4 separate regions of the Mus musculus genome follow, and regions 2, 3 and 4 are each linked to region 1. A link is a loop called in an ENCODE intact Hi-C map of the cell type or tissue named here. Cell type or tissue: left cerebral cortex. All regions are shown on one strand. Region 1 holds the start of Csmd3 (CUB and Sushi multiple domains 3). Region 2 overlaps Csmd3 (CUB and Sushi multiple domains 3). Region 3 overlaps Csmd3 (CUB and Sushi multiple domains 3). Region 4 has its middle 260 kb from the start of Gm23665.

Region 1 (5,000 bases):
CTTGTGTGTTTTATTAATTAATTAATTAACACTTTTAATTACCAATTGAGTACCTATACTCAATAGACACTAATATTATAGATAAATGTTTATAATACATTTATATCATAATGAAACAATGAGCTTTGTAGAAAGCTGCACATTATCAGCTGCAAAGGTAGATTATTCTTAGATTAATTACTCAATTGAAAACACATGTATTTCTCTCCAAAGTCAAGTAAACTACTTTTCAAGCTATTTCTTAGTATACATATTCTGATTTAATCAATTATTCATAGTCCCATTGCTTTCCTTCTGTGGTGTTAAAATAGACAAATGTCAAGCAGCTATATTAATATTGGACAATTTTTGGAAAGAAATATATGGTTAATCATTTAAGTAACAGATCATTTCTGTCTTAAAGTCTAAGTTCATTGTATCCCATAAGTTGGGCATGAGTTGAGAAGAAATTGCGATCTGGCACTTCTAGGTTCTGACCTGCACTCTTTTTAAAAGCTCTTAAGGGAACTTAATCATTGTGATTGTCTTCATGATCCTTGCCAACTCCCTGTTTTTCATGACCTGTATGCTAGATGGCCAGTGGCTATGGAGGAAAATAGAGAGAAGAAATTTTAGGGACTAAAATTTATAAATTAAAATTTCTTTACATATGTGCATATGTTTCAAAACTTGATTTTTAAAATATATTATCAATTATTGCTTTACTGTAATTATGTGGAGATAATACAAAAATCCTTATGGTTGCAATGACTAAGCTTTTAAAACTAGCATCTCTTGGAGCAAATGTTGCATAAAATAGAGTAGAAAAGTGCTTTGTCTAAGAGTTCAGACAAGTTAGATTAATATATCTACATAGGTATTACTTTGTTTTAGGCAGGATAGTTAGCTTTTCAAGAACCAGGTATTCATGTAGAAGGGGACAGTTGCCACCCTTGTCTGAAAATTTGCAGTGATGATTAAGATATGCCTGCAAACACAGTGTCCACATCTCTACAGTAAGCACTAAATGTTTGCTACTATAGGAGAAATGGTTTTCTAGTCTCCCCAACAGCCTTAGAAAAACCCACACTCACCTTTGCTGCTTTAGTATAGGTGTACAGCAACGGGTGATTCCTGCTGCCAAATACAGAGAGCTATTGTATTTTTCTTTCTGGGTAACTTGAGTGACTTCTCATCCAGGACACTGTCTGATGGTTGTGTTTCCAGAATACTTTCAGAAACATTCCTTTGAAGAGAGCCTGCTCATAAAAGGTAAGTGTGGTCCAGGCCTAAGTATACCAGACTGCAAGTCAGGGCTCCTGATGACCACCGCGGATAATCCTCTTCATCTCATCAAGCCTTAACTTTTACTGACTGTAAAATGTGAGTTTGTTTTTTTTTTTTCTATCCTGTCTCAGAAGCTGGAGGCTGTGAGTGAAAAATGGCTTGTGATTTATGGTAAGCTGTAGGAACAGGAAACTATAGTGTTATTCGATGTATTATGATCTAACCAGATAATGGGCAATAGAAATCGGTGTCTTGGCACATTTTATTTTGTAAAGAATAATTACAATGAAAATCCCCCAAACGTCTGAGAAACTACCTTCTTTAGTTTAAGAGGGATAGTCATATGAGTTCAAAGAGATGAGATACCCTAAAGTAAACCCAGCCGGGATGACTGACCTCTGCAGCTTGGTAAGAAATCTTGGGCTATGTTCTCATTAAGTTCGCATCTACCTCGTCGTTCAGCCCAGCTAATGCAACGCTCACAGCAAAGCACCCTGACATCTTGACTGAAATCAATGCCACCGCCATTGCCAAGGTGGCTGAGCAGGCTAATGACATCTGCTGTGTTGATCCTCCCAATTGCAGGCTAGTCCCAACCTTGTCCTGACTCTCTTTCCAAATCCGCCTATGCAGACTGTAGCAGGGGCACTGTTGGGAAGGAATGGGTATTCTGCCCTGCAGCTTCTAAATGATCCTTTGAAATTTAATGAGGTCAGTTGGGCGTCTACAGTTTTGCCTTTTCTGAACTCTACTCAGAAGAGAAAACCCTGTGTTCTCTCTCTCTCTCTCTCTCTCTCTCTCTCTCTCTCTCTCTCTCTCTCACACACACACACACACACACACACACACATGCACTGCAAAAACACTTGAGAAAACACCTACGCGTAGGAAAAAAAAAACAAACAACAAAAACACCTTCCATCATTTTTCATAAAGAAGCAGCCTTATTCCTTATGACAGCCCCAGTGTGCGCTCTCCTGCTGTATCCTCTTCTCCCTCTCTCTTTCAATGGCAGACTCACACAGAATGTCACATTCCCAGGGAGGAGCTGAGAATCCTTCTAATAGGTTGAACCCACTTGCTATTGACGACTGTGGGTGCTTTTTGGGTGCCCACTTTCCAGAGCAGAACTCCCTCCAGACGCAACTGCCTTGGTCCAGTGAGCCGCCAGCTCCAAGGCGAGCTCAGGGACAAAGGCTGGATAGGGTGATTGCATACTGCACAGGACGGGGTTCTTCATTTGTGAACAGGGTGAGGAGCTGAAAACTCAAGACAGTGCAGTCCGTTTGTTTGAATGATACACAAAGACGCTCCCCACTACCCTTCCCTGCATGCAAATAGGACCACGGACAGGCACTGGCAATTACCTATTCCAGAGTCTGCACTGCAGCCCTACCTAACTCTTGAGCTAGCACCAAGTTCTCGAATGGGTCAGATCGTCAATACGAACCTGGGTCTATGGAACTTGACCACCAAAATATTTGGGTCAGAATCTGTCCGGGAAAAAAATAGATTCGAAAATTAGTATGCCTAAGAAAAACACTCGTCTCAGGGACAGATCTCTTCAATACGAGATACAACAGGGTCCCTTTAGATGTGAAGGAGGAGCGGGAGGCTTGGAGATGGCCAGTAGATGGCGCAAGAACTCTTTCTTTGTACACTCTTAACCCTTGCCTGGTTTATGGGACTGCCAAGTCCAAATGTATAGACATATACATTTTGCCTTTTGAGAGAAACCTCCCATTTACATATTTGGGATCAACTCAGAATTAGGGAAAATGAGCTTTCTCTAGATATCAACGACAGGCACAACTCGTTTAACTGCTATTGCACACTGGCTGCAAGGAGGTTGGGCAAGATAAAAAAAAAAAAAAAAAAAGAACTATTTAGGGAAAGATTCTGACTTCCCTCCCAACCTTACCCCAGCCCGAGCCACGGGTGACATATGCTTACCAAATAATAAAATCCGCGTCATGTTTTTTTTACACCTAGGTATTCTCATATGTAAATTTGTGCGTGCAAATAAATTATCTGTGATTTCCCTTCTGGATTAAATCAAAGTATAATAGATGTCTAAAGCTGTCTGGGATATAAGCAACTACTGTAGTAACACATGTCCCATTCTAGGGACGTGGGCATCGATGGAACCCAATTCATTATCCTCACGGTTTCTCCTAAAGCGACGCAGATCTTCACTTTAAAAATACTCCTTTAGTATGCTTCTATATTCTCAGGCAGGAATGGAGAGCTCACTAACATAATATTTCTTGAACTGCTTTTGCAGGCAGAATTGATCTATTCGGGGGGAAAAATAATCCAAGCCCCGAGATTTCAAATATTGTAGGGAGTTTATCAGAGAGCAGAGCTGGGCTTTTAGAAGCTCACTAGTGCTTTCTGGTGTAGGTTGTAAGGAGCAAGATTTAAGGTTAATTTTGGTGGAGGGGAAAAAACGCAAAAGAAAAGACAGAATCCGGAGTAGCGGAGACTCTGTGCCCCCGTTGGAGAGATGGTTGAGTCCTCGTCAAGGTTGCTGTGGTATCCCAGAAACACCATTCACTCCGAGCTGTGACCGCGCACCAACAACAGCAACAACTCTACTGCGCTGGGCTGAGGAGCCAGAATCCAGAGCTCGCGAATAATATGAAAGGGAGCCGCAAAGGAGAAAGCAGAGCAAAGGAATCCAAACCCCGGGAGCCTGGCACGCGAAGATGCGCTAAATGTGGCCGCCTAGACTTCATCCTGAAGAAGAAAATGGGGATTAAAAGTGGATTTACGTTTTGGAACCTCGTCTTTTTATTGACGCTGTCTTGTGTAAAAGGTAGGTCTGTTTTCCGGGGTACCCTCTTCTGTGGTGGACATGGGCTTGACTTGTCGCCTGAGAGAGGCTAGCAAGCTTAGTTTGCAATTTGCACGGATAAAATAATAGGGAAAATACTGATGAAGGAGTTGATTCACAGCTCCTTTTCCTCCCCTCAGATAGGAAATGCATTTTGCTTGCCAGATTTGGCGTTCAATGCGGTGATTGAGCCTGTGCTCAATAAATATTCTTGCAGTATGCTCAAACCAATACGTGAGTTGGTTCCTATAGCCTCTAACTAGTGGATATCCACGCAGAATTCCTCTGCAAGACTTTTTTTTTTTTTAAGTGGTGAGGATTATCTTGATTTCTAGTGGAATCTGTGGGGTCTGATGCTTTGCACAGATTTTTTTTTTTTTAATTGAAGACACTGGCGTGAGTGCCTTTTAACCATTTCGGACAGCAAAGTTGCCAACATGCTAGAAATGCATGGGTTTTAAATACATTAGGAGACAGAGCCTTCCAGAGCTCGGTCACACCAACATGAATGTCTGCATACAAATTTGAATTATTTCTACGTGGCTTCCTATGCAAGGATAAATGTAGGGGAGCTTTTTTGGATACTCTGTTAATGCTTGGTTAAAAAAATTAATTAATTAATAAAAAAATAAAAATGAGGCTGAGATGCCACAAAGTGTGAAGATCCACCTTTGAGGATGAATGAAGGTAGGGAGAAAGTCATTAGCAGCTGACCAAAAAGAAAATCCCCGGCAAGTCTCTGCGTTCAGACAGGTACAATGAGTGTCACATGCACAGACAAGGAGTGGGGGCGGGTGGGATGGAAAATTTATTCCTAAGCAGGAAGGGAAGGGACAGTTGGATCGCTGGAGAAAGAACAGTCTGGGGGACAAAATAGAGCCACAGCTATTCCACAACT
Region 2 (5,000 bases), 220 kb after region 1:
GAGCTGTGTCAGCTCTCTAAGTAATTCTTGGGATTTCTGACCAACTCAGAAATCCGGTTAGAAAATATTCTTGAGGAACTCTTTTTAGTCTTCAGAGATCTCTCGATAGCACAGATCTCACTTGAGAAAAATTCTAAAGAACTGCTATAGCTTTCTGCTAGCTCATCTCACACAAATCATAAGCCCAGTCGTTATTTTACATATCAATCCAGTCGTTTCCTCCAGACTTTCTTTTGATTTTGAGTATCCTATGAATCAGCATCCCCTGACCTTAGCCCCTAAATTCAGAGGGGACAACAAGCAAACATTTCCTTTTAATATTACAAAAGGATTCAGAGATATGCCTGCCTCTGTTAATCTGGGTGGGAACCAGTCCTATAATTACCATGTCTAATACCCCTGAGCCTGCACTCACAGTGACTCAGCAATCTGTCTTCCTTTGTGTCTGCCTGTCTTTGCATCTCTCTGACAAGCTGGCTCAGTGTAGCTGCATCTGTTCCTTTAGATCTGTGAAGCTTCTAATAATTCATATTGCTTCCTTATTTTTTGCATTGTTGAGAAATTATATATTTTCAAGTTCATGGTTTTAGAACTCTTTCAACAGCCTTAAGGACTCTCCTGAAGGTCCCAGCATTTACCGTTTTGCTAAGACATTAGCCACATCTTTGTCTTCTAGACTCATGCTGTCTCAGATTATCCTGGAGTCATTAACGTTAACAGAGAGGACATTCCTTGGAGAAAGATGAAAAGAAGTACAGTACTATTCAAACAAGTCTTGTGTCCATGGCACCCATGGACACTAGTGGAGGCCCAAGTCCCATGGCCTTGTCCCAGGGGCAGGAACCATATCATTCTGTTTCCACCAAGGCCATGCTGGACCTGAAATCTCCTATATTATAATTACTAATACCTATGACCTTATGATATAGAGAATCTGTATCCAAAGCCAAATTCGAATTGTTCTAAAGCCCCTTTAAATGAGACTGGATTTTAGACCAGTCATGTTCGTTCAGAGGTATAATATTCCAAAGGGGTTATGCTAACCCAGTGGAATAGTGAATGTCAATGCACCGAGGGCCTGAATTTGACATCCCATAAAGGCGACTGCTTCTCCTAAAGCATTATACCTACCCTGAAGTCCCCAGTCAATATTCCCCTGGATCATCAGTGCAATAGACAGATTTTTGTATAACTGGTCTACATGTGTGATTTTCTTCAATAAGGATAGAGTGGATCAGGCAAAACTAGTAATCATACCTAGTAAGGCTGTGATTCCCCAAAATCAAGGCTGCTACAAATCTTGTAGGCAAAGTAACCCCATGCAAAGTCTCTATAAACAAATCTGGCCAGGAAGGGCAATCTCCAAAGAGAAATGTGGCTGCACCAAGGGTGAGCCCAGCCCAGAGGATACCAGGCTCTGGTAGTCTCTTTAGATACTGCACTTGGAGCAGGTCTCTCCCAGCCAGCCAGACCTACTCTGCTCTACAAGGAGAGTTGAGAATCTTCATCTGGCCACGTTTGATGACTTCATAGCAACACACTTGTGAACTAGTCATTTCAGGAGTAGAGGGATAATGCACATATTAAACCTGTAACAGTTTGACAGGCAGCATATCAGTGGTCTATTGTATAGGAGTAGAAAAGAGGCACGAATGCTAAGGGGATCTTGGTCCAGCCTTGTGTGATACCCTCCCTACCTTTTGCCCTATGCAGAAGAGACTTGCTCAGTCGGAGCTTTTCTGCTGATTCCTACAGATCCTATTATGCAGCAGATGGTAAAGATGGGCTTTGATCCCCACCAAGCCCTAGGCAAAAGGCAACACTACGGTATGCTTAAGTCCAATGAGCCACAATGATAAGGTAGGTAAGAACCTAAGGCCACCACCACACACCGGCAGAGTGCCACCAGGCGTGTCTGCCTTTTCTCTTCTTGTTCTACTTTCCAGGGTTTGCAGAGAGTGGCACCCCTCCTACTGTCACCCGCCAAGCTGTGGCGACACACTGACAAGGGGAAGCACATGCGAGGAAGAGGGACCCAGCGAACAAACAAACAAACAAACAAACAAACAAACAAACAACAGTCTCCTAAGCAGCAACAACAAAACCAAAGTCTGCAGACTTAAGTGGATGATGAAGGCCTCTGCAAAGTGGTGGCCGCTCTCCAATCTCAACTGATTATAATCTCAGCGCCCTCTGGAGGCTTTGAGAAGTAATTCTAGTCTCTCTAGCAAGTGAACAAAGACAATAGAACTTCATTCATTTTCGAAAAGAAGCTTTTTAGTCAGTGGCAGCATCCTGGGAGCAGCAATTTGCAAACCATGCCCTTTATTAAAATTCATTGTTGCTTTCAGAGATAGAGAACTATAATTTGAGAGATGAGAGCAAGACCAAGAAGAAATAACATTTTACATAATCACTTTCAAGAGCTGCTATATAATTAAACACATGTGCAATTAATTTTAAGCAAAAACAGCAGCCATTATGCAGTGGAAAGTTGCTTTGTACCAGCTCTGGTTTATAACAACAGAATGGCTATGATGTCAAGTGTTACCATTTGGCATGATTCCAGCAAATTTACAATTGTGTGAAAGGGACATCAACAAAGCATTGCTCTGTCCCATTTTACTTTCTCCAGCTTTGTGGCTCTGTTTCAGTGGTAAAACATGTGCATGTTGGTTTTGGCACTTTGGGCTAAGTCTCTATGGTGTGTACCAGCAATAAATTGATTAGAAACAACTTTGATGAACTAAAAATTATCCTATTTTGTGTGTGTGTGTGGGGGTAAAATACATATAAAATTGACTATTTAGCTTTTCTATTTTTCTTCTATAAATTATTAAAGGAATTCATGAATGAAATAATCATGTAAGGATTTAAGTTACCTAGGACAATCTATTATAATTAAACTTTGTACTATATAGATTTATTTAAAAATAATTTAATTTCAGAAACATATGTGCTGTCTCTCTATACTAACAGTAGTATTTATATTAATAGTAGTGTGCCCCCCTTGTAAACATGTAGTCATTACAGATACTGTGTGGCAGTGGCCATTGTTTGTGTGATGAATTCATGCGGTATCAATAAATTACAGACTTCCTAAGTAATATGCAGTGTTCTTGATGAACAACAAAAATATTAAACAAATAGGCACTGCATACATTTTTGCTCAGAACATAGGAATGTTTCATTTAGATAATTTGCAGACACCTAAGAATAGAGAAGTTTGTTTGAGTAGAGCTCTACTCATCATTTTCAATTTCTGTGTTTCAAGCTTCAATTAACTTCTGAATGAACTACATAGGAATTTTGGAATTTTAGGCCACAGGCAGGTGATAGTGAGAAAATGAAAAGGCAACACATTTTCAATGAACTTCACCATTGAAATGATTCCACCCAAGGTTCAAACAGTAAAGAGTTGGTTTATCCATATTTTAAATAAAACTCTGATCTATTTAAAATCATTCCAGCTGAACTCCGACCATAGGGCAGACACGAATAAACATTAGTCAACGTTCCATAATACATGGGAAGTTTTATTGTGAAGCCAACCCTAGCACGAACACTGACAGAGGTAACAAGTGGTTTAGAGAGCAGCTTTCAACCTGAGAGTAGACCCTAGCATTTCTGTGAGCTTTCTACTCTGACTCATTAATGCAGACTGCAGTTGCTTAGCAATTTCATGTTCCAGGTTTTATGCAGTGCACTAAGAGCTGTTAGTGAACAAAAGCTGTCAGTGTCTGTCTGAAAATACACATATGTTGTACAAATAATAAAAAAATAAATGCCAAGTTTAGTAATGGAAAGTCCACATATACTCTTGGAGCCAGGAGATTCAATATAAAGAGGGAAACACAAGCTGCCCATTTGAGGAAGTGACAGTTCAGATCACCATGGAAGGACGAAAGAATTTTAAGTATTGGGTGGATTCTTGTCAAGGAACATGAAAAAAGCCATTAGAATACATTATAAAGCAAGAATCCTAAGTTATGGGTTTTACACTAACAGAAATATCTTTGGTTGATAATGAAGCTGAGAATCGTGTTCTAATACTCCTTTAAAGATAACGGTTATTCCTGTGACACATTACTATAGATTGAAGTTGCCGAGAGGCTGAATAGGATATAGTCCGGTCACAAAGAACAGACAAGACCAGCCAGGGGCCTGGATTTGGTTTGAAAGTTATGAGCAGGGCTGTACCTTCAGAACAGTTGGATTATAATTGAGAGATAAATGAGGAAATGAGTGAGAGAAGTCAGAGCAGTAGATAAAAAGCAGTTTTATTTTTCCTTTTCAAAGATTTGGAAGATGGTAGCATGGCTAACTAAAGATAGAAAGGACTAATGTGAAAAGGCATGAATTGTTTAGGATGTGTTAAATTTGAGATGCTCATAAAATATCTAAACAGAGATGTCAAGTAGGCAGTTGGGAATATAAATGTGAAGCCTGCGAAAGAGGGTTTGGTTGAAGAAAATTGGTGAATTTGTCAAACCATGATTGCACAATGTCCTCATCACTCATGTTAAACACCAAGGGCTTTCACCTAGAAGTGAAGTTCCAGCTATTGCTGCACACTTGTGCACACATAACTTGCCAGTTAGTAATACCTATAGTTGGCCATGCTAGTGTTCTAGCCATTTCTACACAGCTTTTGTAGACTTCTGGAAAGTATTACAAGTCATAGTAATTGGATTAAAAAAGGTGAAGTGGATGATCACAGTCAGCTATTGGATGGGTCACACGGCCTCCAATGGAGGAGCTAGAGAAATTACCCAAGGAGCTAAAGGGAACTGCAACCCTATAGGTGGAACAACAATATGAACTAACCAGTACCCGGGAGCTCTTGTCTTTAGCTGCATATGTATCAAAAGATGGCCTAGTCGGCCATCACTGCAAAGAGAGGACCATTGGACTTGCAAACTTTATATGCCCCAGTACAGGGGAACGCCAGGGCCAAAAAGGGGGAGTGGGTGGGTAGGGGATGGGGGGTGGGTATGGGG
Region 3 (5,000 bases), 540 kb after region 1:
TCACTGGGAATAAAAACTCAGTTTAACTGAATTTAACCTAAAGCCAAGTAATAATTGGTTACAATTTATACATTACTAGTTATCACAAAGTATATCCTCATTCTCCTTTCTCTCCAGGTCTCTCTCTCTCTCTCTCTCTCTCTCTCTCTCTCTCTCTCTCTCTCTCTCTCTCTGTGTGTGTGTGTGTGTGTGTTTATGTGACTGTGTGCTTATATGTGTTTATCTTTGTTCTTACTCCAACTTCTAACATAATTCTTCAAATAAATTATTTCTGTAAAATGAAAGGGCACTTCCTTTTCTATTTTTATCAAATTATGGTTGAAAATTTAATTGACACTATTAACAAATCTTTGTGTGTTATAACATATACATATATAAACATGCTACACACACACACACACACACACACACACACACACATATATATATATATATATATATATATATATGAAAAATATTTTGAAGGAAAAGTGGTCTTTAATATCTAGAGAATAAATGAAGTGAAGCCAAAGTAGCCAGATTAGAATACTTCATCATTTCAGAGGTAAGCTCATATGCATTAAAGTACGTTTATTACAATTGTTTTCAGACTCCAGTGACCTCTTATGGTGTAACACAGTACATTCTGATAGCTCATACAGTTGGCTTATAGAATCCATACCATAAGTTTTAGACACTGAAACTAATGGACTGATATACTTCGATATAAACCACAATGCTTGCAAGAACCACACCACAAGGATGAGCATATTCACATATAGCAAGTACTTAGAGTTTATGCACATAGAAATAAAACCTACTTCTCAAACTCAAACACTAGGTCCTGTGTTTTAACAGAGCATCAAAATAACTATGATTTCATTGAAGACAAGGTCTGAATATCATTACACAATGTTATCTCTTTTTTTAGCTTCTATATTGTCGAACACTCTCCCTACCTTCTGACTGCCTCTTTGCCATCTGGTTTGCTTGTTCCTTTTCCTCTTTTTAAAACCTGACTGCTAACTGAAAAACTGTTCTACCCACACTCCACCCCTCCTCTTTTGTCCTAGCTCCCACACCCACTACATTTCTTCAAATAAAAAATTCTTACAAAATTATACAAGCACTCTTTATTATAAACTTTTACTTTTGAGACAAGGTCTTGCTATATATATACCCAACTGACCTCAAACTTATTTACACCAGGCTACACTCTCATTGATATATTAATCCCTTGTGTTGATCCCTCTAATTTGGCAGTTGCAAGTGTTTATAAGTATGAGCTACAAACCTTTATGAAGCTCTATTTTGAATTCACCTTTTCCATTTCTATTGCTTGATTGTGTATCTGTGATTACTTATAATTGCTACATTTCTGCATTTCTTAGCATATCAGTTGTAACTTTTTAGTTCTTACTGGGAGCCTTTTTTAAGTCACCACACCCAGGGGATTCTTCTTAGATATAATGAGAAAGATGTCAGAATAGAGAAGGGGCATATGTACTAGGTACTATAAAGAGAAAAGATATTTCAGGATTGGCTAGATATAGAAGTAAAATGTAATAAGAAAGGATTAAAAATGATATTCAAGTGTATATGAATAGAACAATCTTGTGTTGTTAATAAATATGAAGGAGCTGAAAATGGAGTTATGTGGGAGGGAATCCACAGTTACTACAACATTGTCACTGCTATTTTTAGCATTCACTATGTGCCAGGCATTATGTTAACAACTGCATATACTTTGTCTCATTTGCTTCTCCAAAAAAAACTTGATGGAGACATTACCATCTCCATTTTAGAAGTGAAAAGCATAAGGCTGAGAGCAATGCAGCTTTCCAAATCTTAAATGACTGCAACGTTTTGTTTAGAGGATTCTTATAAGACGGGGAGGAAAAGCCAGATTTCAGAGCATCAAAAAGGGAAACACAAAGAAAAAAATATAAAACACAAAGTAGTGCACTGTACTCACTTGGTAATTTTGGACCCGTATTGATTTAATTCCTCTTATCATTTTTATTTTAAAGTTTTATAAGATGGTATGTAATATAATAACACTAAAAGTACTTTATTAGTACAATGAAAATTATAGACTTTTTTTGGTTGAATGACAAATGAGTTTATTTTTGCTAAAAATACTACAACAACTATTCTATATTTTGAACTTATTGTTCAGATTTTTTAATTGGGTATTTATTTCATTTACATTTCCAATGCTATCGTAAAAGTCCCCCACACGCTTCCCCACCCACTCCCCCACCCTCCCACTCCCACTTCTTGGCCCTGGCGTCCCCCTGTACTGAGGCATCTAAGGTTTGCAGGACCAATGGGCCTTTCTTTTCACTGATGGCTGACTAGGCCATCTTCTGATTCTATGCAGCTAGAGACATGATATCTGGGGGCGGGGGGGGAGGTATTGGTTAGTTCATATTGTTGTTCCACCTATAGGATTGCAGATCCCTTCAGCTCCTTGGGTACTTTCTCTAGCTCCTCCATTGGGGGCCCTGTGTTCCATCCAATAGCTGACTGTGAGCATCCATTTCTGTGTTTGCCAGGCCCCGGCATAGTCACACAAGAGACAGCCATCAAGAGTTAAATACATCATAGAGTTTCCATTGCTGTGAAGAGAAACCATAACCAACACAAGTCTTATAAATTACTACATTTAACTTGGACTGACTTACAGTTTCAGAGGTTTATTTAGTTTATCACTGTCACAGAAGGAAGCATTGTAGCATCCAGGCATACATGGTACTGGAGGAGCCAAGATTTCTATACTTGATTAAAGGGCTGGAGAAATGGCTCAGCAGTTAAGAGCACTGACTGCTCTTCTAGAGGTCCTGAGATCAAGTCCCAGTAACCACGTGGTGCCTCACAACGATCTGTAATGGGATCAGATGCCCTCTTCTGGTGTGTCTGAAGACAGCAACATTCATTTAATATAAATTAAATGAATAAGTAAATCTTAAAAAAAAAAAAAAAAAGGAACCAGCATCAAACTTGTTTATGCCCGACATCTTGGAAAAACAAAACCAACCAACCAAACAAACAAACAAACAAAAACAAAAGCAACAGAGAAGAGACTGTAATCCATGGGCTGCCAAGAGGTAAGTAGCATTCCATGCTGGGTAGACTTGAAGCATAGAGACCTCAAAACCCCACCTCCATAGTGACACACTTTTTCTAACAATGCAATACTTCTTCTTATAAGCCACTCCTCATAATAGTGCCACTTCCCATGGGACAAAGATATGTAAACCACAACATACTTCTAGGTACAAAGATATATATTCATAGTCCAATCATTTAGGTGGTAGGGGCAAGGTGGTGAATAGTTCAAAATCATTGTCAGCTAACTGGGAAGATCTAAGCCAACTTAGGCTATATGATATTCTATCTTAAAACTGTAATAAAAGTTAGATAAGACTAAATAAGTGTTTTCACATAACAGTGTGTTAATTTTTAAACAAAAATGATACTCTACTGTGTAAAGTATTATAGTTGCCAAACATACAGATATATTGACTTTCATGTATACAACCATCATACAAGCATACACAGAATGTTGTTTTAACATATGCATACAACAAGGACACCAAAAAAGCATTAAATCCTAAGACATGTTAAAGCACTTTGTGAAACAAATACAGAATATCCTGTTTCATGGGATCTATCAGTATTCTGTGCTGGCCAACACTCAAGATTAAATTACAGCTATAAAAAATTATTATGGCTTGTAAGTTATGTGTTTCAAGTATCCTAAAGTTTCCTAATCTTCCTATGTACATTTTTCATAAAAAACAATGTTAAAAGGCTTGATTTAATCCAGCAAATTATATTAATGTTCACATGGGAACAAAAGCAAACACACGGAGTTAGCACCAAATTATGGAATTTAAGATCTATGTATAAAGCAAAACAGGATGATAAACCTTTTTCTTTTATTCAAGATATTTCTTTCATAAAACTGGATGAACCATGTTGATTAAAGATTGTTCTAAGACGGAAATTACCTGTTCTGTCATTTTTCATAAATGTTACAGTTGCGCACTCATTGCAATGTCCAGAGTGTTTTTTAAATGTTAATTCTGCTTCTCTTGGATTCTAACATACATCCTAGTATCACATATATCTTTAGGAATATGTATTCTACCATTGTCGACTGGGACATATAAAAAACGTATGTATTCAAAAGTCATCTATTGCTACTATTCCATTGTAACTTACCTTATTTCTGCAAATCTTTACCATATGTACAAAGATTTACCTGCTTATTTCTTGCAAGGCACACATGTGTATGGCTTATAAGCCATTAGTTGCTACTAGAAACCACTTGCCTTGGTTCTGGGAATAGTAATGGAGAGAACCTGCTGACATAGTAATTGAAGTTTTAAAATGACTATCCACTGTGCGTCTGAATGAAGAGCTGTTCTCAAGTCTCATGGGTGCTTGGACAGAATAAATATGCTTTTGTTCTAGAGAGTGCCGTAAATAGCACTATTAGTGTACTGTGCCTTTGAGAAATCATTAATATAGTTGCTGTCCTCAAATTGTATGGTTGAGCAATCAGGAAATTGTTATTTTTAAAGGGACATAATTTCACATGGAAAATGGCAAATTATAAACTAAATTATTACTAAAAGATAGTAATAATTAACATAACTGTGCAAAATTAAATATCATTTTCTAAATTAGGTATACATATATATAAAGTATTTGCTTTTTTAAAATTATGAAAAAACTGTTTTATTTGAATATACAGTGGATCCACAAAATGAAGCTTATGCATATTATCAGCTTTTACAATGATTGGCATACTTATTTGTGATTTCTGCATATTTAATAAGTGATAATTGTGGGGAGAACTGTAATACTATTAATTTTAAAACATTTAACAAATTTCATAATAGTACCCTGAACAAATTATTTTGGTGTGCCAAATCAGTATTCATTGGGTGGCTCCAAATAGCCAAGAGTTTTGAGTTTTACAATACAGTGTTATGCACTTGTGAGAATAG
Region 4 (5,000 bases), 1.6 Mb after region 1:
AAAAATGCTGACCTAAAAAAAGTTAAAGAAAAAACAATCCATAGAGGAGAAGGAAAAGAGGAAAAACAAAAAGACAAGAATTCACATCAGAGCAGTAAAGGATCAAATGACATAAATCGTCTTAACAGAGCAATCTTCACTTGTGGTTCTCAGACTGGGTTGGGGTAATATATGCATACTGCAGATATCACCAAAAGTGCTGATTCTAACCTAAAAGATTTTTTTTATTTCACATACTTATATGATAATAAATCTTATTGGATAAACACTTAAGTTATGGTATGTTGAATAGATTCATGTAATAGCTGCTGTTTTGAAACATTATATAATTACTTTTTCAGAGTCTGTGAACATATAGATTTTTAACCAACATTTACAAAGCTATCATACAGCCACTAAAGTCAACAATGTCCAATAAAGATATAGACAGAAGTTTACAATAAAATCTTGAGCCCTGTACCTAATAAAACTTCATTTTGATTTGATATTTAAAAGTCCCTTGAGATATGCTTTTCTACGGTATCTAGACTTCAGTTGGGTGACTAGACTCTCAGAAGAATGTTTTATTTCCTCCCTCCTCTTTCTTCTTCTCTTTTTCCTCTTCCTCCTTCTGCATGTTTTCCTTCTCTTTCTCCTCTTTCTCCTCTTTTTGTTGTTTCTTTTTTTTTTTACAGGTTTATTATTATTATTATTTCTATGTACCCTTTTCTGGCCTGGAACTCACAGAGATATGCTTACATCTGCCTCTAGAGTGCTATGATTAAAGGCTTATGACATCCCCATCTGGCTATTGTTTCTCTTCTTAATCTTTACACAGGAAGCCAGCACTTACAAAAACGATTCTTAATGCAACATATTTGATATATGGGACCCATTTAATCGATGCAGAATTTCTCAAAGCACGAGGTTATTCCTAGGAAATAGCCAAATATTGAAAAACACAGTATTCTGGAATTTATTATGTATGAGGTTAGAGTTTTCTTGATTGAGTTGCCAGTCACAAAATATGATGGATTTATGTGGCATGCAGAATGATGAATATTGTATCATGCTACAAATCAATGTCAAGGCACTCAGATGAGTGTAGAAATGATTTTCATGTAGACAAGTTCAAGGACCTGTCACTATAGAAAGGAAAGCAATGGAAAACTGATTCTCAAGAAAAAATAAACAAACAAACAAACAAAAAACTGGAAATGTTGATTGTACCCAAACTTGAACAACTTTGTGAAAACTTCCTGCATCATTAAAGTGTTCCTCTTTTTAATGAGTCTTATCTAGCAAGGGACTTAAAAGGAAACAGACTTATTTCTGTTTTGATTTTAAAGATATAGGCTCATAAAATAGACTACATTGATATTAACTTAGAATTCTTTCATGAGCAGCTTTTATCTTATCTTTTCCTTTCTGTGTGTCTCTGAGTATCACATATGAATTTGAGGCATAGTTTATCTATAGTTATTGGTTTGTTAGAGTTAAATGCGTTCTATAAAATAGTGGTTAAAAGAACATAAATACAGGTAATATGCTATTTCTAGTTCTCTTAAGCTTAATGAAACACATGATAAATCATCTTGAAATTATTTATAACTGAGCAGAGAGTTTTATATTTAGAAATTAAACACATCTTATTCATACTATTTAATTAATTTACAATATTTTCCAATGTGCCAAAATTGGTGTGCTATTTTATTCAAAAGTCAAACAATGGCATACTATCAATGTTTATCTACACAAATGACCACTTTTAAAAAGATTGCTAAGAGTGGTATCATTGTACATATGATGTGTATCAGACAATAGAAATAATATTACCAAGCAGGATTATGTCAATGCCAGACTATATCATCTTGGCTCAGTTGTCTCACTCAGGGGCACACATTAACAATTTTCTGATCAAACACAGGGCAAGAGTGAGATTTAACATCTTAGAATGCAACATTCAAATGAATCAATTTTTCAGGCAGAAACATTTTAGTTTCTATTTGAGAGTTCTGCGTGAGAAAGACATCTAGTATATTCAATGAGAACTTAGATTTTTGTGTCTTAAGGGATATATATACTTATGGCAATGTAATCTGTTCCTAAGCATAATTTTACAGAAAAACAGGCAAGCCCATAAGTATTTATCAATATATAAACTGACATTGCTACTCATGGTTTCATTGTTATCATTTATAAAGAAACTGACGTGAAGCTTCAATTCGGCTTCTTATTGGAACCGGATTTTTCAACTGCCAAAATTATAGTATTACAGAATATAGAATTTCCCTGCAAATACTGTAAATGTTTGATAAATTTCAACGTACAAGACATATCTCTAGATCATATGTCATAATATCCTGTAGGTTTTCTTAAAACAGGGTTTTAGGTAATACTAATATCAAACAAACCATAAAGAAGACTGTTTTATTGCATAACAAAGTTCTTTGATTCTGCTTCTACTACCACCAAGTCACATGTAGTAAGCATTTCCAATTAAGTATTGGGTTTTGGAGAGGTCTCCAATTTGAAATAATAATAAAGTCTGTACATTGTATTGAGTAATGACCACATTCATTTATGTGGATCTTATGTAGCCAGCGCATAAATAACTACTTAGAAATCAATTTCTAGCAGTACTCTAAAGACGTACACAGGGAAATTATAAGTTTTAGGACAAGAAATAACACTGAGGATTACTATTACTAAGCTAATAAGGCTTGTAGGTGTCTGTAAAGTAGGCTTAAGAAATATTTGTGTACAGTTATGTCCAGAGTTACCAGGGATCACAAAGCATGTGATATAAAGAATACCTATCTTGACTTATGCCAAGTGTATTTTGTATAGTTTTTGATCATTATACTAGCTCTATCTAGTGGTGACATACAAAAATTACATTGAACTAGTGATTATAAATTAACATTCTAATTTACAACTTACTAAATTTGAATAAATTGAATCAAAAATATTTAAAAGACTAAATTTGTATTGCATGTCATTCTTTTATATAATATATTTTCGCTAAGGTTACTTTTAGTTGTGTCCCAAACATTTACCGCAAGGTCTACATTTGCTTGAAGATAGAGTACTGTTAATCACTGGAACAATGCTACAGGGTGTTTCCCTTTCCCCAGCCTTGAGCAGACTGGCTCAGACCTTGCTTGCCACAGTCTGCTGCTAGCCCACCTAGGATGGAGTCTTCTGACCTAGGTAAAGTCTATTGTCCTGCTACATCTGCAGCTTTCCTCCAAGATGCCAGTACCTGCTGAGAGGCTGAACCTGTTCTGACACCATTCTAACAAAGCAAGGAGATCCTGGCATGATGGGGGATGGTTCCCCCCACCCCTTATAAGCTTGGACTCATAAGTAAACAATGGCCTTGATCAGAAAACTTTGTCTTGGCTCCTTATTTCTCTCAAAGCCTTCCCATCCAAAACCCCATGTTTACATTTCAGGAACCCAGTAACCCGTGGCTGCAAGCTGCTACAGGTGGTGCTTGATAAGTGGCCTGAAAACAGAAAGAAGGGTTGGGGTTACACTGTCTTGGTGGGGGCTCCACAGAAAACAGAAGAATATGTATCTCTGCATGAACATTAATGTTAGCTCTACAAATGTAATCTTTTGAAGGCTGTTGATTGCAAGGGTGCAAAAAGGATACAGGCTAGACTGAGTCAGTGTCGGCCCATTGCTGAGATCAGCTAGGGGTTAACAGTGGAAAATGGGATTGGAAAATTCTAAACAGGCCTTTGTCCACAGCCAAGAATTGCATCATGCGGGAGGAGTAGGGCTTAAAATAATAGAATAGAACAGAATAGAATAGAATAGAATAGAATAGAATAGAATAGAATAGAATAAGAATAAGAATAAGAATAAGAATAAAATAAAATAGTAAAATACAAAAGGGGGTTAGAGACTAGATATAAAAATGACATGAGACAGAAAGATCAAGAGAGAATGAAAATGGATTTTGGAGCTCTCCAGGGACAGAGGGAAACTGGGAGACATCCTGATTTCTCTCTAGCCTCTATAGGAGACATCCTTAGTTCTGGTTACATTAAGTTCTCTACCCCCTCTGTATTACCTGTGTTTGGTGTACCAACCTGTACTCATGTCATTTTGTGTCTGTTTTTGTTTTGTTGTCTGAATGACTGTTGTTCTATGTTTCATGTTGAAAAGAAAAAAAATGGTTAAAACTTTATCTGCTGGTTATCCATCTCTTGAGACAGTCTTAGTTTGCACTGTGGAGGCTGATTAAAGTTGCCCTGCACCTTAGCCAGGAGTAAAGCACAGCAGGATAGGTCCTGCTGAAAAACTATTTTAACAAGGGAGTCTACAGCTTCTTGGTTCTAAGGCAAATAAGCTGATAGTTGTTTTTTTCCTAGAAAATTCTCTGTAATTGTGATTATTGGGTTCAGGAAATGACAAAATGCTTTTTATCTTGAAATTAAAGCTAGAAAAAGTAAACGATCTTTGGTTGGTCTAAATTTATAAGATTCATGTAGCCGCTTCATTTAGTTTCTGACTGGTCTTAAACATATAAATAGGCTCTGCATGTCTTGATCATAGAATATCGGATTATAAGTTATTGGGTATGATTAAAATGGTGTAATATTGGTAACAAGAAAATTAGCTTAAAATTGGTAACTCAGGGTTGGAGTCATTTTAAATAATATCATGTGACGTGAACCAGCCCAGGAAACTAGGCCTTTAAGTATACTTCTGAATTGGGATAATATTTTATGTAATTCTTGTACTACAAACTAGACTTATAAGAGGTAAGATTTAAAAAAATGTCTCTTTAATGAAGCATTAAAAGCTACACTGTCATGCATTCATATGTACAAATTGGCAGCCAAACTTCATAACGTAAAAATGATGTTTCTGGTACTGATTTTAAAGAGAATACACTGTTTAAAATTGGGTATTTCTTTCCAAAAGTTATGGATATACTCTAATATTGCAAAAGAAACTTAAAATTTATGGTTAAAATTGCCAGTCTTCCATTGATTGTAGTTTGC

What was found. Peaks named below come from ENCODE experiments on the same cell type or tissue, not always from the same donor. Only the 100,000 strongest peaks of a DNase experiment are listed, where the experiment ranks them.
Region 2: a loop joins it to region 1, with 2.7 times the contacts of the local background. A loop is called at or near these places in 5 of 42 quality-filtered maps.
Region 3: it touches region 1 in a loop (7-fold over the local background); 2 of 42 quality-filtered maps call a loop at or near these places.
Region 4: it touches region 1 in a loop (7-fold over the local background); 4 of 42 quality-filtered maps call a loop at or near these places.

What each region holds. Positions count from the first base shown.
Region 1 is chr15:48,790,811-48,795,810 of GRCm38, reverse strand. Csmd3 (CUB and Sushi multiple domains 3) reads left to right here and starts at 3,822. Exons shown (of 71, transcript NM_001081391.2): 1 at 3,822-4,084. The coding sequence starts at 3,907. It overlaps Gm34336 (a long non-coding RNA gene), which reads right to left and starts at 3,041. Exons shown (of 3, transcript XR_384081.2): 1 at 1,074-3,041; 2 at 478-583. In left cerebral cortex, a CTCF peak has its summit at 2,893 (motif pointing right); DNase peaks (open chromatin) are centred at 2,893, 3,836 and 4,205; H3K4me3 peaks cover 2,805 bases; H3K27ac peaks cover 2,579 bases.
Region 2 is chr15:48,567,327-48,572,326 of GRCm38, reverse strand. All of the region lies in intron 3 of Csmd3 (CUB and Sushi multiple domains 3), which reads left to right. Among named protein-coding and RNA genes, the nearest start is that of Csmd3, 220 kb to the left of the region's middle. In left cerebral cortex, a CTCF peak has its summit at 2,199 (motif pointing left); DNase peaks (open chromatin) are centred at 2,189, 2,543 and 3,687; H3K27ac peaks cover 463 bases.
Region 3 is chr15:48,249,617-48,254,616 of GRCm38, reverse strand. All of the region lies in intron 10 of Csmd3 (CUB and Sushi multiple domains 3), which reads left to right. Among named protein-coding and RNA genes, the nearest start is that of Gm23530, 450 kb to the right of the region's middle. In left cerebral cortex, a CTCF peak has its summit at 2,921 (motif pointing left); DNase peaks (open chromatin) are centred at 972 and 1,758; H3K27ac peaks cover 1,324 bases.
Region 4 is chr15:47,200,194-47,205,193 of GRCm38, reverse strand. No RefSeq gene overlaps it. Among named protein-coding and RNA genes, the nearest start is that of Gm23665, 260 kb to the right of the region's middle. In left cerebral cortex, a CTCF peak has its summit at 2,859; no DNase peak of the experiment used is centred here.